Linked DNA regions of Homo sapiens: regions 2, 3 and 4 are each linked to region 1. A link is a loop called in an ENCODE intact Hi-C map of the cell type or tissue named here. Cell type or tissue: Panc1. All regions are shown on one strand. Links, peaks and the distances in the headings refer to the core of each region. The heading gives the core; the rest is flanking DNA.

The links. Hi-C counts contacts between places; a loop is a spot of excess contacts. Peaks named below come from ENCODE experiments on the same cell type or tissue, not always from the same donor. Only the 100,000 strongest peaks of a DNase experiment are listed, where the experiment ranks them.
Region 2: a loop joins it to region 1, with 4 times the contacts of the local background. A loop is called at or near these places in 25 of 110 quality-filtered maps.
Region 3: a loop joins it to region 1, with 10 times the contacts of the local background. A loop is called at or near these places in 15 of 110 quality-filtered maps.
Region 4: it touches region 1 in a loop (4-fold over the local background); 16 of 110 quality-filtered maps call a loop at or near these places.

What each region holds. Positions count from the first base shown.
Region 1 is chr6:20,051,606-20,059,713 of GRCh38, reverse strand. No RefSeq gene overlaps it. Among named protein-coding and RNA genes, the nearest start is that of MBOAT1, 160 kb to the left of the region's middle. In Panc1, for the core only: CTCF peaks have their summits at 2,918 and 3,120 (motif pointing right); a DNase peak (open chromatin) is centred at 3,113; H3K27ac peaks cover 209 bases.
Region 2 is chr6:18,993,428-19,001,535 of GRCh38, reverse strand. All of the region lies in intron 1 of LOC105374958 (a long non-coding RNA gene), which reads right to left. Among named protein-coding and RNA genes, the nearest start is that of TRQ-CTG1-1, 160 kb to the right of the region's middle. In Panc1, for the core only: CTCF peaks have their summits at 3,819 and 4,022 (motif pointing left); a DNase peak (open chromatin) is centred at 3,985.
Region 3 is chr6:19,808,423-19,816,530 of GRCh38, reverse strand. LOC105374963 (a long non-coding RNA gene) reads right to left here. Exons shown (of 5, transcript XR_007059488.1): 2 at 7,231-7,348; 3 at 6,971-7,126; 4 at 3,249-3,310; 5 at 2,331-3,018. Among named protein-coding and RNA genes, the nearest start is that of LNC-LBCS, 7.7 kb to the right of the region's middle. RefSeq lists an enhancer at 4,654-5,219. In Panc1, for the core only: CTCF peaks have their summits at 3,619 and 3,821 (motif pointing left); no DNase peak of the experiment used is centred there; H3K27ac peaks cover 220 bases.
Region 4 is chr6:19,021,798-19,029,905 of GRCh38, reverse strand. It overlaps LOC105374958 (a long non-coding RNA gene), which reads right to left. Exons shown (of 5, transcript XR_001744010.1): 3 at 4,119-4,280. Among named protein-coding and RNA genes, the nearest start is that of TRQ-CTG1-1, 190 kb to the right of the region's middle. In Panc1, for the core only: CTCF peaks have their summits at 4,777 and 4,979 (motif pointing left); a DNase peak (open chromatin) is centred at 4,945.

The DNA of each region.
Region 1 (8,108 bases), core at 1,881-4,380:
ATAAAGAAATGGAAGTTACTCTCATAATCTCTATTATTTATTTAGTGCTTGCTAGTTCCAAGCTTGGCGTTAAGTATTTTCACATACTTGGTGTCATTAGAGCCTTACGACAACCCTATGCAGCAGATACTATTAACCTCATTTTGCAGAGGTTCAGAGAGTTTAAATAATTTGTTCAAGATCACAGAGCTGGCCGTGCTGAGATGGGGTCTTTTGTCCTCTGATTCTAAAGCTCACTCTCTTGTCACTACCCAAAGCTGTCTCTTTTCCAGCGTTTTCCAACTGCCAATCTTCATGAATGTCTTGGTTGCCTGAAGATGAATTTGTCCACCAAGAGTGAAGAGTTTAGTGATTTGAGAAGCTGTGGAAAGTAAATGAAATGAGATACAGGGCCCATTCTGCTGCTGGGCTTTTAAAGAGAGAGGTGAGCAAAGCAGGTCGGCTATTTTGGGCTTAGAGCCAAGCCTTCTGGGGCTGTCCCAGGGAAGAACATTGCTGAGTTGTGGGGTAGAGCTTAGTGATGGCATGGTGCAGAGACAGGGCCTAAGGGGAGCTGTCTCAAAACCACTTCCTCCTCCAGGGTTCCTTCTCTGTGGGAGCCATTCTACTTCCCCACCCATGGGGGAACCTCTCTCTGTATTTTTTCCCCCAACACTATTTCTAGGATCCAGACACTAGTAGGCGCTGGGCAGGGATAGATGTCATGCTGGCTGATACTGCTAACTGGATAAACTGTGTGGAGCCTCAGTTTCCCCCACTTCATGGTCAGCAGGCTTTTTAGAACAGAAAGAAATTTGACGGTCTCTCTAGGAACCATGGCCAGGTTCCCACTGTTAGACACACACATAAGGGTCTCAGATTCATCTCAGGCTTGGGCCTCCCATGTGGTAGCCGAGCCATCAGGCTGGCTGTGAAATGCCTTATTTTATTTTCTGCCTAACATCAGGTTGCAAATGAAAATACCTTTTCAACCCTAGTATTATTACCCCTATGGATGGCACGTTTAATGTGCGCTATTCATTGTTATAATGGCCGCACCTGTGTAGCACACGCACACTGGAACTGCAGCAGCTGTGGACTGTAATTGCAAAACATTATTTTCTGTTTCTCCCCGAAAGCTTTTGTGCATGTGCGCGTGTGTGTTATCTGTGTCCGTGTGTTTGTTTCATCTATAATGACTGTGGCCCAAAGATTCCCCATCCCTACCCCCCTTTTTAAACATAAAACTAAATGTAAATACACTTATTTCTAAATGCACATTTCAGTGAAAGTCAGATGCAACCCCCCATCCCTCCCCTACACATTCAGTAATGAGACTTCAGAGAGCTACTTCGGAGCGTGTGGTCTGTGGAAAGGTTCACGCAATCGCCGCTGCTGGGTGCAGTGGTCTTTATGCTCGTTGGCACACAGGCTCTCCCATGATTAATGCATTTGTTCCTTGATATTCAGCCCCTGCAGGACAGAGAATCAATTTAGCACTCACAGGCCCAGATTATCACCAGTACCAAAGACATTTCTGCACCAGGGGCTTCCCCATTCAAAACGAAAAGATATTTTTCTTTTCATTTTTTTCTTTTTTTAGAGACAGAGTCTTGCTCTGTCGCCCAGGCTGGAGTGCAGTGGTGCGATCTCGGCTCCCCGCAACCTCCGCCTCCCGGGTTCAAGCAATTCTCCTGCCTCAGCCTCCCGAGTAACTGGAATTACAGGCGCGCACCACCATGCCCGGCTAATTTTTGTACTTTTAGTAAAGACGGAGTTTCACCATGTTGGCCAAGCTGGTCCCAAACTCCTGACCTCAGGTGATCCACCTGCCTCGGCCTCCTAAAGTGCCAGCATTGCAGGCGCGAGACACTGCGCCCGGCCCAAACAAGATTTCTAAGAAGGATGTGTTTTTTTCCATTTGCCTCCATTGGTTCTCATGTCTGGTGGATGAGGAAAAGCACTGTCTGCGATTTGGTCAAAACAGTTGGCTTTTCTCCTTTCCGTGCACTTCTTTAATTTGCAGAGATGCCATGTAGCCCGCTGCTGCAATGACTGTGGGGGAAACCAAGGCAACGGTCTAGCACAGAATTGAGTTAACACCTTAGATCGTGCAGTAGGGCTCCTGGTCAGCCACCTGAAGGGCTGGAGAACAGAAGACAAGGCTATCAGCAGTGTTAGGGACATGCCGCAAGTTGGGGCTTCACCACCGAATTTCCCACCTGCGAAAACATGGATGAGGAAGACAGGGCTGTCAATTTCATCAGCCACATCCTCAGAAAAATGAATAGAGCTTCTCTGAGAAGTACTGCAGCTTTCCTCTAAGCCCTCGGCGAGATCCTGAATGAAGAGGGACATTGGGTTTATTGGACATTTAAACAGCGCTGAGAAGATCAAGTAATGCGGTCCTCATCCAGCAGAGCAATGAACTTCGTCGTCTTGCAGACTCCTCCACGTTGGAGACGCAAACCTCAGGCGTAAGCATGGGGAAGATGCTCAGTACTAAGTGGGCAGGCGCCTTCTTTGCACAATGCATAGCTCTTCACATAAAGCGTGTCCACCTTAACTGCCTTGCTTTATTGAAAACATTGGTAATGAGAATTGACTGATGGGAAGGGCCCACCCATTACGGTAAAGAAATGTGAGCATTTTACAAATTCTCAGGATATGAGCACAGATGTCTTTGTTTCTGAATGCTCAAAATATTACTGATGACCTTAAAATACATTGAAAAAAAATCAAATTCAAGACTATTTGGTTAGATGAATTTGAACCTATTATTAAAAGAGAGAAGTTGTAATTAAAAAAAAAACTGTAAAGAGAAAACCTGGTTGAGAGTCTACCCACCATTCTTCAAACCCTGTAAGAGTTAAGAAGTCCATGAATGAGATTTTTTAAAATCTGGTAAACTTTGTCAGTGTGATTATTTCTCTCTTGAAGAATCTGCTTAATTGGCAAAGTGGGCTTTCTGTTCTGTTAGGCATATGATTAGTGCTTTTATAGTGACTTGAGTTTTTGAGGCTATCAGTGCTGTGCAGGTAGAATAATAGAAAAGTCACAGCAAAATTATTTATTAACTCATGTAAACGAGTTTATAAATAAGCTGGAAAGCAGGGTTGTGGTGAATGCTTACTAAGCTTTTGTCCAGAAGGTGGCAACATTTCCTTAAGAATTTGGGAGAAAATGCTGGCTTCAGAAAATGACGATTTATCTTAGGACATTGTGTTCTGTTCTCTTTTCAAAGGTACAGCACAAAATGCACGTCCCCACACCCATGCTCCCTCTTTATTCTCAACAGATTCCAGGGAGAAATCTTGCCGTTTCTTCTCTTTATCTTTCTCTCTGGAGAGTAAATTTACATTGTTCAGATTTTCAAGCTGAGATGAGTTTATGCTGAAATGAATTTATGTAGCTGAAAATATTAGATTCTTAGTCTCCCCACTTCACTTCATCTCTCTGAAAGGTGGTGTTTTTGGAGAAAAGGGCCCATGTGAAGAGTCACTTACATTTCTAGCAGGTAAATCGGATGCCCACTCATAACCGTGAACGTGTCTTACTTTCTGAAAATCCCAACAAACCTCAAGATGACTATTTGCAGCGATAGCGCTTTGCTACACTGGATTGCTCTCTCGTTTCTTAATGTTTTGTTCATGCAAACATTAAGATCCAGAAGCAAGACAGAAGAGAGTGAGGACACTTGTTTGGGCTGAAGGAGTGAAAATAAAACAATGGATTAGGTTGTCCATATATGAACATTCCGAATCCTGCATGCAGCCCAGTGTCTTAATAGCAAGTTGGGGGAATCCTGTTCAGGAATTGGAAATGTTGGTTTGTTCATCTCTACTCCACCCCATCCCTATAGTCCCCCATTTCCCAGTATATTTTAATTTTGGGAAGCCATGGTGGTTGAAAACACACACATACATATACAAAAATGGGCCTGTTTTAAAGTAACTTTGAAAATTCATTACTTTACCCATGACTTTTGTTTCTGACTAGCATATCCATGTGTAACGTATTTCTTTCCTGGTTCAAAAAGAAAGTTGGAGTCAACTGTTAGAAAAGAAAATTTGAGTTAATTAAATATTATTTAGTTATCAAAATTGCTCCAAATTACAAAAAAGAATAAAATAACATTTTGTTTGTTTGTTTGTTTGTGTTTTTGAGACAGGGTCTTGCTCTGTCGCTTAGGCTGGAGTGCAGCGGTATGACCACAGCTCACGGCTGCTTTGACCTCCCTGGGCTCAAGTGATCCTTCCACCTCAGCCTTCTGAGTAGCTGGGACTACAGGTGAAATGTAATTGGGCTGCTGATTCTTTGTGTTTATGTATAATCTTAGGATCATGCCTTTCATGCTAGAAATGCATTCCTAGTAGATTTCTTACTAGCCAGTCTTGCTGTTCTTACTCGTGTTCTCTCTCTCTCTCTCTCTCTCTCTCACACACACACACACACACACACACACACACAGTTTCCAGTAGGACATGCACTTCACCTTCTTACCTCTGACTCAAGTATCCCCATTGCAATCCATAATCCATAATTCATAATCTCCCTTGTGCAGAGACTAGAAAGTGCCTTCTCCAAGGTTGGAGAAAGCACTCAGATGGCCCCATGTGCTCCACACGCCAGACATGAAAGCTTTCATTCCTTGTTTCTGTAGCCATCATGTGGCTGCTTCTCTCTCGGACCTCATGAGAAGACTTACTAGGAGTCTCTCTCCCTCCCCTCACCCTTGTACCCCTGAGTTTCTCCTCTCCCCGGCCCTACCTCACCACACAGCCAGTTGTTCCATTCCTGTCTCATTTCTGACAGAGCAGAAGAGCTCCCTGATCTGCCCAAGAGGTGGTGCATGTGTGGGATGACCCGGACCCGGGATGAAGGACGAGAAGACAAAATGTCCAGCTACCTAGGCACATCCACTTGAAGAATTTAAAAGCAAAAAATGTCTAAATAATGTATACACATGATGCATAATACATAATATAGTATAACATACGATACAAAATCACATGGTCAAAGGATTAAATTTTGTTTGGTTTTTTTGGAGATAGACTTTTGCTTTGTTGCCCAGGTTGGAGTGCACTGGTGCCATCATGGGTCACTGTAGCCTCGACTTCCTGGGCTCAAGAGAGCCTCCCACCTCAGCCTCCTGAGTAGCTGGGACTACAGGAATAGGCCACTGTGCCCAGCCAATTTTATTTTTTATTTCTAAAGAGATGGGGGGGTCTCCCTATTTTACCTAGGCTGGTCTCGAATTCTTGCCTCAAGTAATCCTCCTGCCTTGGCCTCCCAATGTGCTGGGATTACAGATATGAGCCGCTGCATCTAGCCAAAATTTTGTCTTTTTGAAGCCAGTAGCATCTTCTCCAAGGTTCAGAATATTTCGTCTATACATGTAGCTAATTGAGACTTCCTGAAGCTGCCGAACTCAAGTGGCAAATTTGCTCATGTTACACTTTTCTGCTCAAAGAAAACCAGGTCTCTTTATTGTTCTCATCTTGCACACAAGTCCCTGTCTGCTGGGTAGGTGCGAGGGGTTGGGGCAGTTAGGGCAGGGGACACCACCTAGTAAAATTCTAGAAACCTAGTCTGATGTGTAGTTGTGGCTCTGCCTCTTTGGATCTTTCAGATTTCCCACCCCTGGCTCTCACCACCCACCCCAGGTGGCACGCAATCTCTTAGCAGTGAGGCCATTTATGTCCTCACTGTCTTCTGAGACAGAGTGGTTGGCCTTTCCTGCTTCCTGGTCTGGTGATCATGGAGAAATGCTGGTTCCATCTGGCTTTGGACCATTTGTCCCTTTTCTTAAAGCCCCCACCTGAGAGCATCCTCATTCTAACCCAGCCTGTGTGGGTTCTTTATGCATCATCACAGTGAGGCATGTGGTTACCTGAGTCCCCATGCACGCTACTGGGACAGGAATGTCAGAAGACTCACCAGGTCACTCCTCTGATGAGGCTGTGCCTGTGTCCTGGGCCACGGGGAAGGCTTGCCACTACACCCTGCTATACCCCAGGAAGGTGCCACCAGCGGGTTCTCGTATACCTTGCTGGATTTTTTTTTTTTTTTTTTTTTTTTTAGGCAGAGTCTTGCTCTGTCACCCAGGCTGGGGTGCAGTGGCATGATCTTGGCTCATTGCAACCTCCGCCTCCTGGGTTCAAGCGATTCTTCTGCTTCAGCCTCCTGAGTAGCTGGGATTACAGGTGTGTGACACCACACTTGGCTAATTTTTGTATTTTTAGTAGAGAAGGGGTTTCACCATGGTTGCCAGGCTGGTCTCGAACTCCTGACCTCAGGTGATCTGCTCACCTCAGCCTCCGAAAGTGCTGGGATTACAGACATAAGTCACCACGCCCAGCCCTTACTGGATATTTTAAAAGCTGCTCCACCCCAGAGTGGACCGGGAGAACCTTGATATTGGACCTTGCTTTCTTGGCCTTTCTCATCTCCTCTTCCCACAATCTCCTTCTGGGGGCAGCCTCTAGACTTTTCTTAAAGGTTCAGAATTTTCTATCTGTACGTCTTCCTCTTTGGCATATCCTCTTTCCACTTTAGGGCAACAAGCATAATGGCCTGTCATAAGCAGAATGGGAATCTTATCTACATTATAGAAGAAAGTCTGAGACCTGAGCCCTCAGGCTTGTTTCCTGATACAGGAAAAGAATTTAGAAGATTTTCTTTCTCTCTCTCTCTCTCTCTCTCTCCATCTACAAAATCTATCAAACTATTGTCTTTCCCAGCTTTGAATGCTGACAGCTAAATTCAAACACACTATTTCTCTTTAAATTTGTCTTGATAATCCTAATGCCTTCTACAGTAGCCTGCCCTTCAATAGATGCTTCCAGATGAGAGGAGATAATGTACTATGTACAGGAATGCACAGTAAGATTTCTTGCCTCTTTCACATTAATTTCACTCATGCCTGTAAAAGAGGGTCCCTCCCAGCCCCCAAGCTCTGTGCAGAGGAAATGTTGCTTCCCTTTTCTGGTAGTCCTGTTGATGCCAACACCTCAGCTGATGGTTTGGAGTAAATGGTAGTAAAGGGTAACTTGTGGCAAAATGCGAGTTTGGATTTGGGTTTTAGTGAATATGTTTAAGTTACCGACTTACTCTAATTTACTTACAGACAGTATCTCATAATTTAAATTTCCATCTGGTAAATTATTAAGTAAAGTACGTGTGACATTTGTGGGTGTGGTGGGGTGTGTTGTGGCATGGATGTGTGGTGTGTGTGTGTGTGTGTGTTTGTGTATGGAGGTGTGTATTTTGGAGGGTTGGGATGGGCAGAGGGAGTGTCTAGGAAAGTCCAGTTTCTACTGCCATTCAATCTTTTTTTTTCCTGAGGCGGAGTTTTACTCTTGTTGCCCCGGCTGCAATGCAATGGCATGATCTTGGCTCACAGCAACCTCCGCCTCCCGGGTTCAAGCAATTCTCCTGCCTCAGCCTCCTGAGTAGCTGGGATTACAGGTGCCCACCACCATGCCTGGCTAACTTTTTTTTGGTATTTTTAGTAGAGACGGGGTTTCACCATATTGACCAGACTGGTCTTGAACTCCTGGCCTCAGGTGATCCACCCACCTCAGCCTCCCAAAGTGCTGGGATTACAGGCGTGAGCCACTGCACCCGGCCTGCCATTCAATCTTTAACTTACTGCTGATAATTTTTAAAAAAGTAGATTCTTGCCACTGGCACCAAACTCAGCACATTTATTCTTGCCGGTTTGGGCTGACATTTAGAAAATTAATTTTTTTTAGTCATTCTCAGGACAAGATGGCTTCCTAATGAAAAAGCACCACTCTTCTAGCAAAAGTGCACTGGGTCACATTGACAGTATCAGAGGCCCATTGAATCCAGAAGCTGTTGGTCCCCCAACCTCCTGGTGCTCTGTGGGGGCCTGAATCATAGAGAAGATCTTCACCATTAGAAATCCTAGAAGTCACTGAATGATGAAGAAATTTCAGAATTCTCATGAAGAATTTCTTTCTATCAGTTAAGCCCAGATGGTCTGCAAAATACAAAAAACGATTATAAGATATGTTGATTTAGGATCACGTGTGCACCTCCAACCATCAATGCCAGCAGGTTGTTTGTTGGATCTGAGGTCTCAGTTTAGTTCATTACTGTTG
Region 2 (8,108 bases), core at 3,014-5,513, 1.1 Mb after region 1:
TAATATCTGGAATGAAAATTTCAGAATAAAAATGAAATAGAGAATTCTGAATATTTATAGATGGTATTAAATAATAGATATGGTGAAAGCAGAGAAAGACTGAAAATTAACTCAATTATTTTTGATGCCTTGATATACTGGAAATAAATTTAGACTCTTCCACTTAGAAAATAAGTATGATCCTTGATTCTTTTCTCTGGTAACCATTGAAAGTAATACATATTAAAATTTTTCTACCTGGTTACATTTCCATGTATTTGGTTTAAATGCATAAATGTCAGGAAAAAGAAACTCACTACAATTGAGTTCCTCTTGTATGCTAGGCTTTAAGTACACTATTTATATAACTAATTTAATCTTCAAACTAATCATAGAGTTAGATATTGTAACCCTCATTTTATAGATGAGGAGATTGAGGTTCAAATAAGTTATATATAAATAACACATACATGCTCTGATATTATATATAAAGTATGCTGTATTATGTGTATATATAATACATGTTCATAATATAATAGGTATATATGTGTGTTTGTAATACATAATATGCACATATTATATATATTTATCATTAGTCACATTATATATAGTATATATTATAATATTATATATGTTCATACGTATTTTGGGGTGGAGGTCCATTTTTCAGAACATTTGCCCTCTTTCTGTTTCTTAGGCTAGGAATTAAGCACCATGGTAGTCTGTGGGATGTAGCATCCTGCTCTGTATAGCGCAGCATGCCAAGATAGCTTTTAAATTATGACATGTTCTTATGTACATTGCAGGTAAGCTTTCTGAATATATCTTTTCTTTAAGCATAAACAAAATTGAATGCATATTAATTATGATCAGCAGTCTTTGCTGTACATACAACAGACAGGATATTTTCAAAGTGGGGTTTCAAAACAAAATCTGTACCACACCATAGTTTGAGTCCCAATACGCATTGTTTTTCTCCAGATGATCAACCACACTGGGCTGGCAGCTAAGAAAAGTGGAGAAGATCACCATGATGTGACTGCGCAGGGCAGGACTAGTGCTGGCGGGATGCACAGGTCTGGTTTTCAATCATCTTAATAGCACCCTACTGAGCCAGAGCACAAAGAACCTGATTGGTATTTGTCTGACGCTGATTAGAGATATTTGTGCAAGACCTTCATTTGCATTAATCTTTAGGAGAAGTGACCTGCCTAAAAGGAGAGGTTGGGGATTCTGGATTCAGACATGCTTCTATATATTGGGAAAGAATGTCATGGAAAATAAAAAAGAGATAAAGAAGAAAAGTAATTCTTTCTGGAGTAATGAGGTTCACTTCTCCTCTTACTATAGAAATGCTCCAAAGACTGTAAACATTTAGAGATAAGAATGAAAATTTGCTTCATTACTTATTTCAATTGGATAGAAGCCAAGTTGAGACTAAGAAATAGAAACCATTTCTCTGTACAGACAGCAGTCTTCTGAGAGCATCCACAGAAGAAAGGATGGGTCTGGATCTTAGTCACTAAATTGTGAACTCTTAACTAACTGAAACAATCTAAACTCATTTTACATGACCCAAAAGTCATAGTTTGGGTTCCCTCCAGAAGCATACACTTAGACAAGGATTCAGATCTACAGTGAGTTGAATGGCATTCTCCTCCAAAAGATACATCTGCTCAGAACCTGTGAATGTGACCTTATTTGGAAAAAGAACCTTTGAGATGTAATTAAGCTAAGGTTCTTGAAATGAGATTATCTTTAATTAGGGGACCTTAAGTCCAATGACAATTTCCCTTAGAAAATGGGGACAGAAGGATCTTTGACTATAGGAGAGGAGAAGGCAATGTGATGATGGAAGCAGAGATTGAAGTTATCCTGCCACAAGCCAAGCTATCTGTGAAGGCACTAGCAGCTGGGAGAGGTAAGCAACGATGCTCCTGTAAAGCTGGCAAAAGGAGTTCTGGCCTCTAGAACTGTAGGAGAATACATTTTTGTTATGTCAATTTCTCATGGCCACCACAGAAAACCAAAGTAAGGTCCAAGTAGTTTACTGATAAGGTAAAGGAAAACATGGGTTGGGGAATGGGAAAGTGAGACAGCAAAGAGGAGGCAAGCAATAAAGATGGTTATCTAGCTAGCAATGTAAGAAGATGGATGCTGGGGAAAGGCTGGGAGGTGGCATAAAATGCATGCATCAAAGTTAATGGATCTGAGGAGAAGGGAACTAGAGTATTTATACACTCATTCCAGTTAGCCATTGGCTGAGAGCTATTCTCTGGGGGTGTTATTTCTCCAGAACTTTCAGCTTTCCATATGAACAGCAAAGTTCACTCCAGCAGCAAGACAGTAAGCCCACAAAAAGAAGCACCGATACATCAGTGAGAGATCTTGCGATGGTGGTATGTTTCATTAATAACTCTGTTACCTTGGGTGAGGTATGGTAAGGCCATGCATAGATCAAGAGAGGCTAATTGGAAAGAGTTGTAGTTTTATGCCCACACAATTTTCTTGGGAGAACACAGATACCCACCAACCCCACTACCTCTAACATAAAACCACTCAGGGGAAGCAACAGGGTCAGTCCTGAGGCAGAGGAAGAAAGCAGAACTGTGGGCAAACATGCTGGTTTCCAAGGGAAGGAATAGGCAAGAGAGGGTAAATGAGTTTACAATTGGCTACTCTGAATAAGTTCAGCAAGCACTGGTGCATAGGGGCTGTCTTTAGTTGTTTGGTACCTGTCCCTGAGGTGCTTAGCAAAAGGGGATCATGGCCTGAGTCTCATGAAAATTCCATAATGGAGGTGACTGGGGTATAGACTTAATTTGGCTGATCAAGAAGAGGAATTCACTGACTTTTATGCAGGGCCTCAGAACTGGGTAAAGATGGCATTTAAAAAACTATACTAAAAATTATACAAGTCTGATGAAAGAAATCAAAGAATAAATGGAAGATATTTCATGCTCATGAATAGGAAGACTCCATGTTGTCAGTTCAGTTCTTCCCAACTTGATTTATAAATTCAATGCAATCCTAATCAAAATCCCAGCAAGTTATTTTGTGAATATCAATAAATTGATTCTAAAGTTTATATAGATAGGCAAAAGACCCAGAATACACAATATTGAAGGAGAAGAACAAAGTTGGAAGACTGACACTATCTGGCTTCAAGATGGACTATAAAGCTACAGTAATCAAGACAGTGTGACACTGGCAAAAGAACAGACAAATAGATCAACGGAGGAGAAGAGAGAGCCCAGAAATAGACCCACATAAATTTAGTCAACTGATCTTTGAAAAGGGAACAAACGCAATACAATGGAGAAGAGGTGATCTTTTCAACAAACGGTGCTGGACGAAGTGAACAATAACAGGCAAAAAATAAATGAATCTAGGCACAAACCTTCAACCTTCACAAAAATAAACTTGAAACAAATCACTAACCTAAATGTAAAATGCAAAACTCTAAAACTTCTGTAAGATAATATAGGAGAAAATCTAGGTGACCTTAGTATTGGGGATAACTTTCAAGATACGACACCAAAGTCATAATCCATGAAATAAAGAATTGATAAGCTGGAAATCATTAATATTAAAAATTCTAGAGATTATGGTGCAGGAGGGCACTCTACACTCCACATGCAGGGAGATTCTCCAGGCCTCAGGAGCACCCACTCTTCTGGATTAGGAATTTAGGCTGTCCTGCTCCCCCTGTGCAAGAACTTGGGGCTGAGGGAGTTTCCCAGCTTCACACCTAGGCATGCTTCTAAGTGCTTTATGGATGCCTACTGAATTATCCCTTAGAGCTGGTGCTGGTGCTGGTGCTTGTGCCTGCCATTAGAGGACCTGTAGGCAGACCTGCCTTATATGTCCCCACCCATTTTGCCCCTCGTCTCCTCAGGGCTGGGCAGAGAGCTCAGGCCACTGTGCACTTCATGGATTAGCCCATTGTCTGAAGTAACAGAGAGCTTCTCCCAGTAAACACGGATCAGGTGTATATTCAGCCACACTGGCCACAGCAAGCACTTACTCATAAGTGCCATCTACTGGCTTATAGGTCATACAACACAGCCCAATAAAGAACCTGCCAATAGAAGTACTTATGTCTATAGAAGCAAAACCAAAAGACCTTACTCAGCATTCTCTACAGTCTCAGCCCCTAGGGAGGAAGGGAAAGAGAGAGGAAAAGAAAAAATAATAAAAAGAAACAAAAGAGGAAGAAAAAAGAACAATAATATTATGTGGAAAGAAAGAAAAAGAAAAATTCCTATGTGCACAAAAATAATTACAAAAACTAGAAGTGTCAGTGTCTCCAGATGAGAAGGTACTAGTGCAAAAATTATGGCACTATGAAAAATCTGAATGTAGTGACACCACCAAAAGATCACATTTGCTCTCCAGCAATGATCCCTAACCAAAATGGAAACTCAAAAATGACAAAAAGGTAAAAAATTCAAAGCGTGGATTGCAAGGAAGCTGAATGAAATGCAAGGTAAGGTTGAAAATTAACAAGAAGAAACTTTTAAAGCAATCCGGGAAACACAGGAAGAGATCAACATTTTTAAAAGAAGTCAATCAGGGCTTCTGGAATTGAAAAATTTACCTAAGGAATTTCAAAATACAATTGAAGGCCAGGCGCAGTGGCTCACACCTGAAATCCCAACACTTTGGGAGGCTGAGGCACAGTCAGCCGAGTTCATGCCATTACACTCCAGCCTGGGCGACAGAGCGAGACTCTGTCTCAAAAAAAAAAAAAAAATACAATAGAAAATTCTATCAATAGACTGGACCGAGCAGAAGAAACAATTTCAGGACTCGAAGACTGGCCTTTCAAATGAACCCAGTCAGACAAAAATAAAGGAAAAGGAATTAAGAAAAATAAATGAAGTCTTCAAGAAATATGTGATTATATAAAGCAACCAAACCTACAAATTGTTGGGATTTCTGAGAGACATGAGAAAAAGTAAAAAACCGGGAAAATATATTTGAGAGAATAACTCAAGAAAATTTCCCTAATCATGATAAAGAGATAGACATCCAGATGCAAGAAATCCAGAGGACACCTGTCGCTCTAAAAAAAGAGCATCCCCAAGTCATTTATTCATCAGACTGTCCAAGGTCAATGCTAAAAAAAAAACCCCAAAACAAACAAACAAACAAAAAACTCTTAAAGGCAGCTAGAGAGAAGAGAACCCCATCAGGCTGATAGTGGACTTCTCAGCAGAAACTTTACAAGCCAGTAGAGATTAGATGTCTAGTTTCAGCATTCTTAATGAAAAGAAATTCCAACCAAGAATTTCATATCCTGTCAAAATATGCTTCATAAGTGGAGGAATAATATATTTTCCAGACAAGCAAAGACTAAGGGAATTTGTTACTATTAGACCAGCCTTACAAGAGATCTTTAAGACAGTTCTAAATATAAAAATAAAATATCTACTACCACAAAAACACCTTAAATACATAGCCCATACACCTTATAAAGCAATCACACAATAGAAACTGCAAAGCAACCAGCTAACAACTTCACAATATGATCAAAACATTACATATCAATATTAACTTTGAATGTAAATGGTTTAAACACCCCGCTTAAAAGGCATAGAGTGGCACGTCGGATACAAAAGTAAGACCCATCCATCTTCTGTCTTCAAGAGACACATCTCACATCTAATGACATCCATAGGCTCAAAGTAAAGGGCTAGAGAGAAATCTATCACACAAATAGAAAACTAAAAAGAGCAAAGGTCACTATTTTTATATCAGATAAAACAGACTTTGAACCAACAACAGTAAAAAAGGACAAGGAAGGGCATTACATAATGATAAAGGGTTCAATTCAATAAGAAGACCCAACTGTCCTAAATATATACTCACCCAACATAAGAGCACCCAGATTACAAAACAAGTACTTATAGGTCTACAAAAAGACATAGACAGCCAAACAATGATAACATGGGACTTCAACACTTACTGACAGTGTTAGAGCATTGAGGCAGAAAAATAACAAAGAATTCTAGACTTAAATTTGATACAATCAATTGGACATAATAGACACTTAATATTCTATACACCAACCACAGAGTATACATTTTTCTCGTCTGCACACAGAACATACTCTAAGGTCAACCACATGCTCAGTCATACAGCAAGTCTCCATAAATGCAAAAATATCAAAATCATACCAACCATACTCTTGAACCACAGTGGAATAAAAATAGAAATCAATACCAAGAAGACCTCTCAAAACCACACAATTACAGGAAAATTAAACAACTTGCTCTTGAATGACTTTTGGGTAAACAAAGAAATTGAAGCAGAAATGAAAAAAATCTTTGAAATCAGTGAAAACAGAGACACAATATCAAAATCTCTGGGATGCAGCAAAAGTGGTGTTAAGAGGAAAATTGATAGCTCTGAACACCTACCTCACAAAGTTAGAAAAATCTCAAATTAACAATCTGACATCACACCTATAGGAACTAGAAAATCAAGGACAAACTAACCTCAAATCTAGAGAAGAAAAGAACTAAACCAGGGCAGAACTGAACGAAATTGAGATCCAAAAATCCATATAAAGAATCAACAAAACCAAAAGTTTGTTTTCTGAAAGGATAAACAAGATCAATAGACTGCTAGCTAGATCAACAAAGAAAACAAGATAGAAGAGCCAAATAAGCACAATCAGAAATGACAAAGGTGACTTTACAAATAATCCCACAGAAAGACAAAGGATCATTAGAGATTATTATGAGCACCTCTATGCACACAATTAGAAAATCTAGAGGAAATGGATAAATTCCCGGAAACACAATCTTCCAAGATTGAATCAGGAAGAAATTGAAACCCTGAACAGAACAATATTGAATTCCAGAATTCCATTAGTGATTAAAAAAAAACTATCAACCTAATAAACCCCTGGACCAGATGGAAAGAGTGAACTTTAATGTAGACTGTAGACTATGGGTGATTATGATGTGACATGTAGGTTGTTTGTAACAAATGTACCACTCTGGTCCGAGGAATGTTGGTAATGGGGAAGGCTACACATATGTGGGGGCAGGGGATATATGGGAAATCTCTGTACCTTCCTCTAAATTTTGCTATGAATCTAAAACTGCTTTTAAAAAATAAAATCTATTAAAAGAAAAAAGACATTATAAGTAAGGGTAGGGAGATATGGGTTAGGTGACAAGGTTCACAATAGGAGGATCCCATCATAACACATACTACAGTGAAAATAAAATCAAATTCCCATTATAATTTGTAAATCCCTGGGAAGCACTTATAATCATTCATTAAAAATCCCTTCAAAGAGTGACTTAAGAAATTTGTAAATATTATTTATCTTTGTCCTTTATCCTCTTATCAAAATACGGGAAAATCCTTATTCGTGTATTCATTTATTCAGCTCGCAAATATTTATTGAGTGGCTACTTTATGCCAGGGACTAGATTCTGAGAATGCAATGAACAAAACAGACTAAATATCATTTCCTTGTAGAGCTTATATACTTTAGAGTAAGTGAGAGATGACAATAAGCCAGTAAATAAGTAAATATATACAGCATGGCAGACAGTGATTATTTATTGGTTTAAAAGTCTTCCCATCTGGTAAAACAATAACTACAAATTAAATGATATGAAAAACTTATTTCACCATCAAATAGCAACATCACAACTTCTAAGATGTTCTTTCATCATTGAAGTATTGTGGAAGCATCACTTGATACCAGTCTCTAGAATACTGCCGCATGCTGCTGGCCTTTACAAACACGGTTGTCTTGGAAAAGGATGCGTTCCTTTAAACCCAGAGAGCAGAGGTAACAGATCCTGTTTGAAATGGTTGCTAAGGGACCATTCTATATAAATTAATTAGTAAACATCAACCCAGGTTTCAAAGGGCTAAGGAGGTCTCTCACTTGAGAAGGAAAAATTATTCCCTAATGATTAGGAAAAGGCTATCACAGGGTATTTCATGCACACCAGCAGCACTGCACTGCTGCATATTTTTTTCTTTTTGTTTTGAGGCTTTCTCTTTACTTCGTCCTTTATTGTCTTCTGTAGTTTTATTTATTGTTTCTGAGATTTTCCTTTCTTTCTTTTTTTTTATTTATTATTATTATTTTTTGC
Region 3 (8,108 bases), core at 2,273-4,772, 240 kb after region 1:
CTACTAGGTAGGTGACCTTGGATCAGTTACTAAACAATCTGACCCTCCAGCATCCTCATTTCTAAAATATATGCATAATAATTTTTTGTTGAAGTTGTTAAGAAAGTTAGAAAAGGCACCTAAACAAACAGCCGGCGCGGTGGCTCACACCTGTAATCCCAGCACTTTGGGAGGCTGAGGCGGGTGGATCACCAGGTCAGGAGATCGAGACCATCCTGGCTAACATGGTGAAACCCCGTCTCTACTAAAAATACAAAAAATTAGCTGGGCGTGGTAGCGGGCACCTGTAATCCCAGCTACTCGGAAGGCTGAGACAGTAGAATGGTGTGAACCTGGCAGGCGGAGCTTGCAGTGAGCCAAGATGGTGACACTGCACTCTAGCCTGGGTGACAGAGCAAGACTCCATCTCAAAAAAAAAAAAAGGCACATAAACTTACAAGTGTAGTAGGCCTTAAAGCAGGTTAGATAGTCAACTCATAGAATTATTGGCAGGAAGAGAGGGTATCTACTCAGTTTTCTTTCCTCTCTATACCACCCAGAACTCTTACTACCCTGTTGCTTTCAATCATATGCATTTCTTTGTCCTCTCTCCTTTTCTTCATTCCTTTCATTTATTTTATTTTGAGAGAGAAACACCACATCTGTCTCATGTAATTACCATCATCTGGACATGAGTACTTTTTAAAACATCATTGATTTATTCTGAGAATACCAAAAAATGACCTTTTTATCTTTCTCAATATGTCAAGAATAAACTATCAGTTTGGGTTGCCTGTTCAAGCTAAAAATCTATTTGGTTTTTACTTCCTTGCCAAGGAGAGAGGGTTACAGCTTTATATTTGTGTGGCTGATAGTCGCCCTTGTGATAAGCAAGACAGTTTAGCAGAGTCCTGAGTCATCAGCAAGACCCCCAACTGATTGAGTCAATGTGGAGAATCTGGACAGAGGAAAGCTTTCAAATTCATGATCTGAACCTTTATTTTTTGGCCATCTTTCCTTTCTGCAACATCTTCTTCTTTTAAGTATAAAGTTTCTACTGTACCTTACCATACTGAAAGACAAATATCATGAAATAGACAAACTTTAAAAATACAATGTCTATATAACAAATTATTTTGAAGTAACCATGGATAAAATACTATTTAATAATTATCATTTGTCAAGGGACTTTTACTAGACTAAAAAACATCAGAGAACAATTTCGTATCAAAAATATATGAACACTTTCAATTTTCAGTCTATGTACTTAAAATATTAGTACTTAGGAGAATTTTAATATGTTTGCTTCCTTTTATATGAAAAAGAAACTGAACCTTTATTCTTTACTTAAAACTATTAGATATTATGTACCCAATCTCTATTTGTGTATTTTCTTCCCTGATTTTAATATCTTATTTTTATAAGGATGGTTTTCCTCCAGGTTAACATCAGAACATCAGAAAAAATAGCAGTATTCTTTTTTCTTTTTTATTTTTTTTGAGATGGAGTCTCACTCTGTTGCCCAGGCTGGAGTGTAGTGGCACGATCTCGGCTCACTGTGACCTCCGCCTCCTGGGTTTTCAAGCGATTCTCCTGCCTCAGCCTCCTGAGTAGCTGGGATTACAGGAACGTGTCACCACTCCCAGCTAATTTTTGCATTTTTAGTAGAGACGGGGTTTCACTGTGTTAGCCCAGAATGGTCTCGATCTCCTGCGCTCATGATCCGCCTACCTCAGCCTCCCAAAGTGCTGGGATTACAGGCGTGAGCCACCACGTCTGGCAAAATAGTAGTATTCTTAAAGAATGGAGTCTTGTGTCACTTTCTGCACTAAGAGCACAGTTTTTTCCAAATGTCAGGGTGAACTCTGTTGAACTGGATATCCCTACAAAATTTTCAATCAACTTAAGTACACAAAATATATTTTGCAGTTTTATTTATCATCAGAAGAAAAACATTATCTTTATTGCCTCTTGCGTCTTCCTTACTGGAAATAAATTTTAATTCAGTAACTATGCATTGACCACTATTTAAAACCAGATACTGTGCACTGGCCATGGAGAATGTCAGCATGAATCAATCCCTATACCCAAGGAATTCATGAGTTCAGGTCCCCTGGGTGCTTCCAGTGTCCTGAGGGTTTTGGAGGACACATCCTCACAGGTTAGTCTGTGTTTTCCTCCTTCTCCTTCTTTTTAAATAAACTTTATTTTTTAGAACTATTTTAGATTTACAAAGACATTGGAAAGACAGATACATTGGATATACTCCACACCCAGTTTCTCATATTATTAACATCTTACCTTAGTATGGTATATATAATTATAATTAACAAACCAATACTGATACATTATTAACTAAAGTCTCTACTTTATTCAGATTTCTGTAGTTTTCCCCCAATGTTCTTTTTCTTTTGCAAGATCCCATTTAGAGTACCACATTGCCTTTAGCCATCATGTCACCTTAAGATTCCTCTTGGCTGTGACAGTTTCTCAGACTCTCCTTGTGTTTGATTATTTTGATAATTTTCAGGAATCACTTATTTTTGCTGGGATAAAAAAGAAGTTGATCACAGGCTGCGAATCACCTTCCATGATTATTTGTCTACATGAGGCAGAATTGCCGCTTAACTGCATAGTCCTCTGGGGAAGGCTGTGAAGAGTTTCTTCAGTATGACTCCAACAGTGGCCCTCATCGTGGCTCTTCTCCAAGCCCACTCACCTGGCACCTCCAGGCAGCTGCTATATTTTCAGACCACTTTCCTGTCTCTGAGTTGTGATGTTTGGCATCTCCAAATCTTTTCCAGTCCACCTCAGTCTCTTCAGCTTCCAAATATTTCTCTATACCAAAAGCCCTAATTGCTTCTTTTAACTAGCATTTCAGTCCACATTTTTATCAAGGAGAAATCTTGGACCTCCTTACGCAAGGGCAGAGAGCTCAGTCTTCAAAAACCACAATCGTGGGCTTCAGGTCTCTTCTTCCTGGAGAGAAAGGGAGTTGTTGTTTGCATTCCATCCCTCTTCTAGAACTCCTAACAATTCCTAATGCAGCAAAGAAAAGACAAAACAACTGAGTTGACATTTCAAAATAGATTGAATATTCATATTCTGCTAGACATAATCACAAGAGGAGAGTTAGTATTATTATTGAGGTGTGTAAAAGATGCTAGAGGAGCATAGAGGAGGGAAAAGTAAATCTATTGCTCTGGAAAGAAAGAAGGGAAAGAAAAAGGGGATCAGCAAAGAGTATAAGGCTTTCTTATAGGTAATACCTGAACTGAGTCTTCAACAGTGTGTGGTGGGCAGTGCCAGCATCCCAGGTAGAAGTAACAGCCTGAGTAAAGACAGGAGGGCATGAAATAACATCATATATTTGAGAAAGTGCCAGCAACTCTGAAGTAGTGCAGAGTAAAGGGACTATGAGGGAATGGCAGGAGGAGAGATTGGAAAGTTAAGCAGAAACGAATCAGGCTGGGAAATGCCTTTGATGTCACTCTACGGTCTAAGAATGCTGTTGAACGCTGTGAAGTTAGGTCACCTTGCTGGCTGAGCAGTGGGGTTTAATATCTAGATTGTAAAGGGGTAGGATAAGAAGGTAAGAAGTTAGTGCACTCAGCGAAGAGATCTATCATCCCAGATTGGGCCATGTAAGTAGACTGATAAAAGAACCTATTTAAATTTTGAGTTAAAACAAATTAAAATGTTCTGAGTTTGCTGAGTTGGTGAGTTGACTAACAATCGGCAATGCAAGATTTAAGACTAGTTTATATGAGACCTTAAAACTCTGGCTGCTTGGACCAAGACACTCTTTGGTCAAAGAGAAGTCCAGGAGGCTATTTGCCCTCTAGTGGCAACCACAAAGCATTTTCTATTTGCTAGAAACTGACTAGAATATTCAGCGCAGAAAAAATGTTCCCAGGAAGCCAGTGGCCACTATACTTCATGAAGCTGTTTTAATTAGTATCTAGACTTGAATATCTAGCTTAATACACAAGCCCAATATAAGTTAGTTAAGATAGAAAAAAATGCTGTTTAATAATAACCAATCAATCATACATACCAATCTCTCATTGGAATTACTTAACACAACTTTTCAATACCATCTTTAACAGGATATGATGGGAATGTAGCATTTTATTATAAATAACATCTCAGATTTTTAAATGTAGTGATTTATTTTAAATGTATAACATAGAAAGATATTTGCAGGATCAGAGATCAGTTTTCCTACATCTCCAAGAATCTATTTTAGGTTCTCTGTTCTGTTCACTTAGATTTTACACTTGCCATCTAGAAAATTTTGGTCCCCAATTTAGCATTATAGAATTTCCAGTTCACTTCTTTCATGTTATTTTCTTTTTTTCCACAGACGTGGTTTATATGTTATTGAAGAGCCTTTGGTATCACCTTTCAATCTTTCAAATGTACAGTCTTTCGAGAAGTAATGCTTTCCCCTGCCTTTGCTAAAGGCATTTCACAGAAGCATCTCATTATTTATTTATAAGTGTAAGTCTCCAGAATAAGGTAACATTACCACTGGTCTACCATTGCCTCTATACACATGAATACATTCATAATTAATAGAATGGTCTATACTAGTGTTGCAGCTAGAACAAACCTAAGGTCAGAGCTCTGGGAGAGCAAGTCATGTCATTATTTTTGTTAAGAAATAAAGAGCGTAAGTTAAAAATTATCTGAAGGGAGGTGTGCGTGTAGGCTAGGGAGACAAAGACAACGGCGTATGGGAAAGAGGACTGAAAACAATTCGCGGAAAAAAACTATAAGATTTTGAACCAGGTCTTGCCAAAAAAAAAAAAAAAGTGTTTTTGTTTTCTTTCTGAGTTGTCTCTCTCGTTGGAGCAGGTTAATGATTGACCACTGCATTCCCCTTTTCTTGCGGGCTGTTAGGCCCTCAAAGAAACGGAAAGTAGTTGAGAAACAATGGGATTAAACTGCCTTAGGAAATTCTGAACGGATGAACATCAAACAGGCAGGTGAGGTTTCTCATGGAATGCTTCTGCCCAGGTTTCCTGCTTCTGGAGGGGAAATTGATCTCATTAAAGAGTTCTCTTCCATACAATGGATAATGATGAGGGTGAGGGGTTATTGACATAAAAAGATGTTATTCACTCTACACGGCTAAGAGGGGGAAAAAGCAAGCAACAAAACATATGCATAATATAATGCCATTTCTGTAAAAATTACATAGTATATGGATATTTATTTACATATAGAAAATCAACTAGATTTGCTCTAAATGTTAAATAGAGATTGTCTCAGGTTGATGGGATTATGGGCAGTTTTAGTCCTTCCCCTGCCCCTATGTTTTTAGTGATTCATATGTGTAAAAATAATTGCTTTGGCCAGGCACGGTGGCTCACGCCTGTAATCCCAGCACTTTGGGAGGCCGAAGCGGGTGGATCACAAGGTCAGGAGTTCAAGACCAGCCTGGCCAAGATGGCGAAACCCCCATCTCTACTAAAAGTACAAAAAAATTAGCCAGGCATGGTGGCAGGTGCCCGTAATCCCAGATACTTGGGAGGCTGAGGCAGAGTATCACTTGAACTCGGGAGGCAGAGGTTGCAGTGAGCTGCGATCGCGCCACTGCACTCCAGCCTGGGCGATAGAGCAAGACTCCATTGCAAAAAAAAATAATAATAATAATAATAAAAGAATTGCTTTAAAAAGTATAAAAATATTTTCTTGAAACAGAAAAAGTTAGTTACATTGTAGTTAGCTAACCATTTGTATACAGTAATTAATTTGTTTTAAAAATTACTTAAAGTCCTACAGGAACTAGAAAAATCAAAGTGAATGCTAAGCTGATTTTAGAGTGTATAGACTTTCCTGTGTGTTAAGTGAGCAAACAAAAACACATAAAAGATTAGTTTATTTTATCACATAATTTGTACAGCTTTCTAAAGGTTTTTAAGAGGAAATAATGTTTAAATAAGTATTAAAGACACATACCAAACTCAGATAAAATATTTACAATACATCGGACCAATTAAAAATGCTTAGCACAGTGCCTGGAACAAGGCGAGGGTTTAATAAACAGATCATTATTATGATTAGTGTATTAATGTATTACAAACCAGTAATAAAAATAAAAATTCTTCAAGATTGGACAAAAGAGATGGACAAACCTCTAATCACGCAATGGCTAATAAACATATGATAAAGTTCAAATTATACATTATTCATAGAAATGCATGCTAAGGTAATAAATAGATATGCAATTCTTTACCCATGAAGTAAACAAAGACATATTTTTAAAAAGGTATTTTCCAATACCGGCAAGGTTTCAGAGAAATGGGTACTTTTATACCATGCAAGTGAGAAAATGAATCAGTACGAACTCTCTAGATGGCAATTTCTCAGTGAATATCAAAAACCTTTAAAGTATTTATATTAGTCAACCCAGGAACTTCATGCCTAGGAATTTATCTTAAGGAAACAATCAAGAATGTTAACATACACCCTTTAAAAGACCCAATAGTTTGGCTTGCAGAAATTTATCCTACAGGTAATACTTCTAGTGCACATGGACAAAATGACACAGATGTTGCACAAGGTTGTTTATGTAATTTCGTAACAAAAGATTGGAAACAACCTAAATTACCATCAATAGCAGTAAGAGAAATACACTGTGGTACTTTGAGACAATAGAATATTATGGAAGAATAACAAAATGAAAACAGAATGTGCACATATAGAAAGATATCCTCCCGATATTTTTAAATTTTAAAAAGATACAGAACAGCGTAAAAATGGGAGAAAATGAGAATATGTTTATATCTGCTAGTATATTCAAAAAAATAACTCTCAAAGGATAGGTAAGAAATTAATAGTGGCTTCTGTAAGGTGTGAGAGGGAATTAGGCAGACATAGGACAAGAATGAAAGGGAAAATATTTTCTTTGGTTTTTGAACCACATACATTCATTAGTTTTCTTTTTTAAAAAGTAAATAAATGAATTTTTAAAAATACTCACAAAATGCATGTCAAGATAGTATGGGAAAGCCAAGTATCTTTTAAACGTCCAAGCTGAATAAATACAACACCCGAAATTCACTATGCTCATCTTTTCCTCTTTGAAGACAGAGAAAATGCTTTTCTTCTCTTGGCATCCTCCTATCTGAAAAAGTACCTGGCACATAGGAGGTACTCAATTAATTTTAGAGGAATAAATGAATCAATGAAGTTTTAAAAGTTAAGTTAGTCACCAAGGAAAAGACTATACACTCTTCTCACCTTCAGATTTTTTTCCAGCAAGTAACGATTATTTTTTTAGAGAAGACGCAAAATAAAAGTTCCAATGGTCCAAGTCGCTATTTTAAGTGCTCATTCATCAGTTCTAAACCTAAAGAGGCTGTTAAAGTAGATTATTAAAGCAAAGCTAAAATCAAGTAAAATAACTGCACTGCCACACTATGGTACCATATAGGTTCATAAACCAGGTTTATCATTTCCATCCAGTCACGTGCCAAATCACTGTTCCTTCTCTCGCCAATGAGAGATATCAGGGTATGTTCACAACTAAACCATGACAGTTAATGAGGGATGGAAGACATTGAGCTTAGAGAATGTGCTATAAACCATCAAAATCCACCACCAAACACACCCAGTATTAAAAATGATCTAGTGCTAGTATAACAGTTAACACTGGGGGTAATGTTCAGGGGCAGAAATGAAGCCTACAAAATGAGCTGGTGACTGTATATTAGATTAGTGATTCTCAACACTGACTGCCCATTATAATCACCTAGGGAGGCTTTAAAAATACTGATTCTAGGGCTCCACTCCCAGAGATTCTGATTAAATTTCTGTGGGGTGGAGCTCAGGAATTCCCACTGAAAAAAAATAGTAATGCCGATGTGAGGTCAGGGTTGAAAAATGCTTCATTGGACCATGGGAGGGATGGAGGGAAGTTTTTTCCTTTTCTTACATAAATGGATGATTTAATCAGCTGGTGGCAGCCATTACAATTCATGCAAACACAAAATTTTTCTGATTCACCTCTTCACCTGATATTTTCTCATCTTCCCTAGACCAAACCTTCCCCAAAACTCCATGCTTGGACTATTAATATTATTTCCTATGGGTCTCTTCGCTTGTTTTCGTTCTTCCCT
Region 4 (8,108 bases), core at 3,754-6,253, 1.0 Mb after region 1:
AAGGACCTAAGACTTAATCTACTCTAGTCTTCACCAACTTATAAATAAACTAAGAACTAAAGATTTGTAAGTATACAGTAACACAAAAATTGGGGAAATCAATCAACCTTAAAAACCAGATGGGCTGGTTTGTTCCAGTGTCAACATTTTATAATTCTGTTCTAATATTAATACTAAAAAGAGACCTAGGAGAATATATGTCATCATCAAATGACAAATGTCTCCTTCCTATGTTAGAGATAGCTAATTTACCTCAACAAATATGTTACTTTAATTTTCTATACTCACATGCCTGAATCATAGCATCTCTTCCCAGTGAGTCAAGGGTTTGCCTAGAAAGAAAGACTTGAATCCAGGGTTTGATAGTCAGGCAAATACCCAATGAGATGTATACCCGATGGTACATGTAACTATTTTCCTGCCATTTAATAATATCTCATTTAGGCCAAGTGCGGTGGCTCATACCTGTAATCCCAGCACTTTGGGAGGCCGAGACAGGTGGATCACAAGGTCAGGGGTTTGAGACCAGCCCGACCAACATGGTGAAACCCTGCCTCTACTAAAAATACAAAAATTAGCTGGGCGTGGCAGTGTACGCCTGTAATCCCAGCTACTCAGGAGGCTGAGGCAGGGGAATCTCATGAATCCGGGAGGCGGAGGTTGCAGTGAGCTGAGATCACGCCATTGCATTCCAGCCTGGGCAACAGAGTGAGACTCTGTCTTAAAAAAAAAAAAAAAAAAAAAAAAAATCTCTCATTTAATCAAAGACCATTTCCATGGCATGAGATATTCAATAGTTCATTAGAAGAACAAATCAAACTTGCTATAATTATGAATTTTGAATTCACGATTTCTAATGGCAACTTTAGACTTAGCTTTCTTCAGTCAATTTTAGTTTCCTTGGCACATAATGCTCCAGGTTTTGTTTTAAAAAGCCACTTACTCCCTTTCTCTTTCCTTCATTTCCCCCTTCCCTTAACACCACAATTGAAAAACTCTCCCTCAATTCCACCTCCTCTCGAATTCCCCTACCTCTAGAACCTCAGGCCCTCCTTTCATTACTTTGCTAATAACAAAAGCATCTTCATTTTCTCTGGAACTCATGCAGAAGAAACATTTTAAGCTCAACTAAATAATTATCCACCTACTTTATATTTCCTAAAAGAAATCCTGATTGACTGAAAAATCACCAGGCTGTTGTCACCAGAATCCTTAATGTGAAACCTTCCTTACAATCTTTCTTCAACTTTCTGTTTTTGATGCGGGAAGCAGCAAAATTAAGGGAATTTGTGAATTTTATGAGAAAATGCCACCAGATAAATGAAGGTACATTTAATTGAACAAGTCATCAGAAATGCATTCAGTATATGAGTGACATGACAAAGGAAACCACAGAGTGTAAGAGGTGCATGGTTGTCTTTCAGTTTGTCACCAACCCTTAGAGTGGGCTGCAAGGTACGCTCAAGGGAATGCGCTCAAGGTCAAGATCACAGCACAGGCAACAGTTGAGAGCGTGGTGGGGGACAGGTGGAGGTGGGAGCAGCTTAAGAATGACTCACCCAGGCAAGTGAAGACAAAGCCTTTCTCAGCAGACCTAAATCCCAGTTGCTTCCTCACCTTCATTTTGCAAAAAATACCCTTTGCTTAGAAAGGATAAGAAGAAACCATGATTCCACTGAAGAAGTTCTCTGACAAAACAACCTCCAGATTGTCAATGGATTCTTCCTGCTTGTGAATACATAATATACAAATATTTATACATACATGTGCATGCATACAAAACCAGTATTTTAAATGAGTATAAAGTCCTTTCTGAAAGCAGGGCTGGCCCCTGAGCAAAATAGTAATTTAGCAAAGTTTGACTTGCTGTCTTCTCACTTCTTTTAATGCTACCTTTTTGCCCCTTATCTTACTCAAGAGTCTCATTCCTGTTGTCTCTGACAGCTTTAAGTGCCTCCCTGTTAATGTGCTAACTAATAACTAAGTGTTTTAGCCTATTCAAGTTATAACAAAACATCTTAAACTGGGTAATTTATAAGCGACAGAAATGTATTTCTCATAGTTCTAGAAGCTGGAAGTACAAGATGAAAATGCTAGCAGTTTTGGTGTCTGGTGAGGGCTCTCTGCTTTAATGATGGAGCCTTGGCCAGGTGTGGTGGCTCATGCTTGTGATCCCAGCACTTTGGGAGGCTAAGGCAGGAGGATTACTTGAGGCCAGGAGTTCGAGACCAGCCTGGGCAATATATCAAGATCCTATCTCTACAAAAAATAAAATGTAAAAAAATATATAGCCAGACATAATAGAACATGCCTGTAGCCCTAGCTCCTCAGGAGGCTGAGACAGGAGGATCCCTTGAGCCCAGGAGTTCAAGGCTGCAATGAGCTATGATAGCACCACTGCACTCCAGCCTGGGCAACAGAGTGAGACCTTGTTTCTAAATAAAGATAGTGCCTTGGTGCTACATGTTCACATGGCAGAAGGAGCAGGGGCACTCCCTTCAACGTTTTTCCTAAGGGCATTAATCCCATTCATGAGGGCAAAGCAGTCGTAACCTAATCACTCTCCAAAAGGTTCTACCTCTTAATGCTATAACATTGGGTATTAGGTTTCAATATATGAGGTTTATGGGGGACAGTATCATTCACACCACAGCAGCAAGTATTTGAAAAGTGCTGCTATATCTGAGGCCTTTTTAGAGAAAACGAGAGGGTCTTCAAGGCTGTGAGTAAGAAATGTGGACTTGATAACTGGCAATTTGGAAATAATTTTATTCTTTCTTGACCACCTCAGCAGCTTGATAGCTAGGAGGGGTCTATTTGATATATCTTTTTTTTTTTTTTTTTTTTTTTTTACTGGTAATGGACATTATCTATAGATATTTTAAAAATTGTGGGAGCTGGAAAAGATTTTGACAGTCATCTCAAACCATGTCTACATTTTATACATTTGGTAACTGAGATGTAGAGAGGCAAGAGAGTTATTGCCAGAGGCCATCCTCATTCCCATCATATTTCCAGGTCAGTAGTTTCCAGAAATTCTGCCTTGGGAAAACTGACACTGATTAGAGGTTTGAATTTTTGGCACTTAGCAAGCTAAATAATTTAGCATGTGTTATCTGAGAAGGCTGAAGATATAGGTCTAATTTGTGGACCCTCATGTTGAAGGGACATCTAAACCAGTTTGTTTTTGTCCATCAGTAGGTCAATGGTTGCTTAAAAGAAGGGTTTCAACTTCATCATATGGTGCCACAAGCCCTGGATAACATATATCAAATGCCCATGTATTGAAAAGAAGCTGTCTGCTCCATTCCTCTAGATGAGAAGGCCTTGGGAAAATCTTTTTGGCTATCTGCTTTTAGCACTATGGCTGACTAGGTGCTCTGAAAACCTCCTGTTACTATCTATTACATAGGACAAAGTCTTCAAAGCATTGTTTGCCTTTAAATTGGTGGAGATTTTCAAACCTTCTCCCCAAATTCCTGCCATATGAACTGCAGTGAAGAACTGGGATCAGAACAATCAGGGGTCAGGAGGAACAGGGTGACCTAAGGGTAGATCAGGAGAGTAGCAATGCTGTTGGTTACTAAGTCTTGAGCAAATATTAGAGAATCTGAGTCTAGAATTCTTGAACTGACCCAAGATAAACAGAAGTTTATTAATGACAGAAGCCATAGTCAGAAAGCATACCCAGACTGAAAGAAAGCCTTCTCAATTTTTGAGCTGCAGGATTTCCACCAAAGAGATCAAGTAATGTGCTCACAATCAAAGATCATTAGCAAAGTAGAAAGGAAGCTGTATTAGTTATCTATTGCAGAATAGCAAATTACTCTAAAACTTAAAGTTTTATGAAATGACTATAAATATTCATTATCCCTGCCATTTTCTGAGGGTCAGAATAGGAGAACCTAGAATTTGGGGAGTGGGTCAATGTTTTTCATAAGGGCACTGATCCCATTCATGAGGGCAAAGCACTCATAACCTAATCACTTTCCAAAAGGTTCTACCTCTTAATGCTATAACATTGGGTATTAGGTTTAAATGAGGGTTTCTCATAAACTTACGGTCATTTGAAGGCTTCATGAGTGCTGGAGGATCCAATTCCAAAAGTACCCACTCACCTGCGCTGTATTGGTGTTGGTTATTGATTGGCGACCTCAGTGCCTCTCTGTGTGGGCCTCCCATTAGGCCAGCTGAGTGTACTCCTGACATGGCAGCTGGTTTCCATCACAGTAATTGATCCAAGAGAGAGTAAGTCAGGAAGGAGCTATTCTTTTCATGTCCTAACCAGAAATGAAAATAGGGGCAAATTCCTTTGTAATCTTGGGGTAAAAAAGGTTAACCATAAAAAAAAATCCTATCATATTTTAATATTTAAATTAAGATTGTAGTATTTAACTTAAATTTTTATATTTTAATTAAAATTAAAAATTGTGTTCAGCAAATACACCATCAGAGAATAAGAAAAATAAATGGCAAACAAAGGGAGATATTTACAAGTCACTTAACAACAAAGGATTAATATATTCCAGAATACATACATAATTTCTACAAATCAATAACAGACAACCCAACGGAAAAACAGGCAAAAGCCAAAACACTGTTAAGAGAAAGAAGCATGGCCAAAACAGATATAATGAGGTGCTCAACCTAGCTAATAATCAAGGAAATACAAGTTATGACCATAATAAGATACAGTTTTACACCTATTTAATTATCTCAGATTAGAAGATCTGACAATACCCAGTATCAGAGAAGAAGTGAATCAATGGGAAAGCCAGTAGGCACTAAGTGGTTACAATCACTTTGGAAAACAACTGGGCTTTCTCTTGTGAAAGTGAATACTTACATGTTGTCTCTACCCAGCAGCTGTATTTCTAGGTAAGTGATTTTGACCCCTGGAATACCTTTGGCAACGTCTGGAGACATTTTTGGTTGTCACAACTTGGAGACACTACTGACATCTAGTGGGTAGAGGCCAGGGATGCTGTTAAACCTGTTACGATGCATAGGACGGTTTCCCACAACAAAGAGCTATCCGGCTCCACACATCAGTACTGCTGAGGTTGAGAAACTCTGTCCTAGGTATATGTGTCAGTGACACTTGCATAGATGTGCAATAGGAGATGTAGAAGAGTATACTCATGACAGCAACAGCTAACTGGAAGCCATAATTCTCCTTTAACAGGAGAATAGATAAATCAGTTGTGACATAGCTATTCCATGGAACACGCGATTGAACGATAGCTACAGACAACCATGATGCAAAGTGAAAAACAATAAATTTCATAAGAAGATATCCCATGTAATAAGTTTAATGAACTGCTCAAAAAGAAGCACAACTGAAAAAATCTGTTATTTAGGCCTACCAACAAGCAAATGACAAGAGTATAAAAGTAGAGTAAGCAATAATTACACAAAATTCAAAGTACTGGTTACTGTTTGTGCAAAATGAGGGGAATATTTCAGCATGGAAGCAGGGGATAAATACAGGGAAGCATTGCAACCATGTTCGAATATTTCGATTGGATGATAGGTTCACAGTTGCTCATTACACTATCACACTTTATAACTTACATCAGCAGTTCCCAACTTTTTGGCACCAGGGGCAGGTTTCATGGAAGACAATTTTTCCACAGAACAGGGATATTAGGGACAATTTGGGGATGCAAGGGTATTATTAATACATTTATTGTACACTTTATTTCTATTACAACACTTAATGAAATAATTATACAACTCACCATAATGTAAAATCAGTGGGAGCCCTGAGCTTGTTTTTTTCTGTTTGTTTTTGTTTTTTGCAACTAGACAGTCCCATCTGAGGGTGATGGGAGACAGTGACAGATCATCAGGCATTAGATTCTCATAAAGAGCAGGCAACCTAGATCCCTTGAATGTGCAGTTCACAGTAGGGTTCACGCACCTATGAGAATCTAATGCCACTGCTGATCTGACAGGAGGCGGAGCTCAGGTGTTAATTCAATCAATGGGAAGTGGCTGTAAATACAGATGAAGCTCTGCTCACCCACTGCTCACCTCCTGCTATGTCAGTTTCTAACAGCAACCAGTACCAGTACCAGTACCCATCCATGGCCTGGGAGTCGAGGACCCCTGACTTACATATACATATATATACATACATACAAACATACATATGTCACATATATTCTTTTGTACTATTGTATTAAAATTAAGTAAACAAAAATCATTAATCAGGCAGATGTGGAGAGGTAGATTGTACAATATAACCACACAAGGAACTACCTGAAATTACAGCAACCAACTTGCTTTTGTCCTTTTGGAGAGGAGATGCTGCTCTTTTTATGTTAGGACTAGGCTCAAAATCCTAATCCTAACATGAATGTATCTCATGAGTGTAATTTATCTCATGAGGTCTGTCCCAGTAGCTCACTAGAGTAGCAACCATCACATCAATATTGTTGACTTAAGCACCCCTTACCTTTAAGTTATGTTGGCAATAAACACAAAGAACACAAAGCAAATAAAGGATAGCATGGGGATTGTTAAGACATTTCTCTCTCTGTCTCTGTCTCTCTCTTTCTATACACTGTAGTCATACACTGGTAGGGGCATAATACCATATGTAACAACAGGGAGTAGGTGGATGATCTGCTGGATTTGTTTGTTTCTTCAAGAAGACCCTGATTCTCCTTAAAAGCCAAATTTTCACAATCACGTGCCTTTAAACCACAGGTTGGAAAACTGAGACAGCCCAAGTGATTTGGAGTGCCTGGGCCACCTACCAGTTTTAAACAAAATTGTAAAGATTTCCTGTCTTTTTCTTTCTTTCTTCTTATTCTAACCAGGCTTTCCAAGTGCCAGCCTACCTCTATTTCTGTTCTCAGACGACTTTCAAATAATCCCTGCTAGAGTGTTAATTGAAAAGCAAGGTATTAACTGATTATAGCTTAGTATGATCCCTCCTAGGGTGATTTTATTTTCATAGGGGACTCATAAAGGTTGGTGTGAGTAACAGGGAGTGAAGGCTCAGAGATGACCTTCAGGAGGCTATAGCTAACTCCAACACCTGACGGAGCAAATAAAAAATATTTGTTATGCAGCCTCTGAAAGGTTGGCAAAACCTTGCTTCAGGCCCTGTTTAAACACCCAGTCTCTGTCTACTACTTTTGGAACTGAACTGCAATAAAACCTCTTATTTTCCTGACCCAAGAGGAAATATTTTATAAATTATAGCGTAGAGAATTATTTGGCCAATATTTAGACCGGAAATACCCTGAAGAGTGAGAAAGGTAAGGAAAAGAACAGATTTGGAGAAAGCACAAAGGCCAAAGTCAATCAACAAAATGCTTAATAGTGTAAAGAGAAAAAACTTTTCAAGTGTCCAAGCATAAATGTCAAGAGTATTTCAATAAAACCCAAAAGGCTCGAAGTTGAAGCAGGTATGAGAAAAGGGGAATAGAGAAGATCCCCGAGGAGAATACAAGCATGTGGGGTGTGTATCTCCATTTACACAATAATTGTTCCATCACCTTCCTGTTTCACCGTACTTAATATTAGCAACTGCTTCGCCTGATAAGAAATGGTATCAGCCCTTTATAAAAGAGGTATCCCTGAGTCAGGATGTTTAAGCCAGCAAAAACTGGTCACAGCTGAATCCAAATCCAAATGTTCAATAGCTGTTCTTAAACTTTACTGTGCATAACTCACCTAACAATGTTCATGTAACATGAAGATTCCAGAATCACAGCTGAGGTGATTCCAATGCAGCAGTTCTGGGGCATGGCCCAGGAGTTTACAGTTTAGGAGCATGCCAGTTGATTCTAATGTAGGCAGTGGGCCACTGTGAAACAGGTTTCAGAAAGCCTAACCCAGGGTTTGTATTCAGTGCTTGCACCCCTCCTTCCATCTCTCAAACTGCCATTTGCTCCAGCAACATTCCTGGACAAACCAGCTTTGGGGAAGTTGAGACTGAGAGCTCCTCTCCTCATTGGCACCATGCATCTCTCACCTTCTGTTCCGAGTGCGTCACCTCCCATGCGGGCTGCTGCGTGCGACGCCTGCAGGAACCTACTCTGTGCTCACACAGGGGCAAAACTGGAAATGTGAGGAGGGCTAAAACTCCCAGG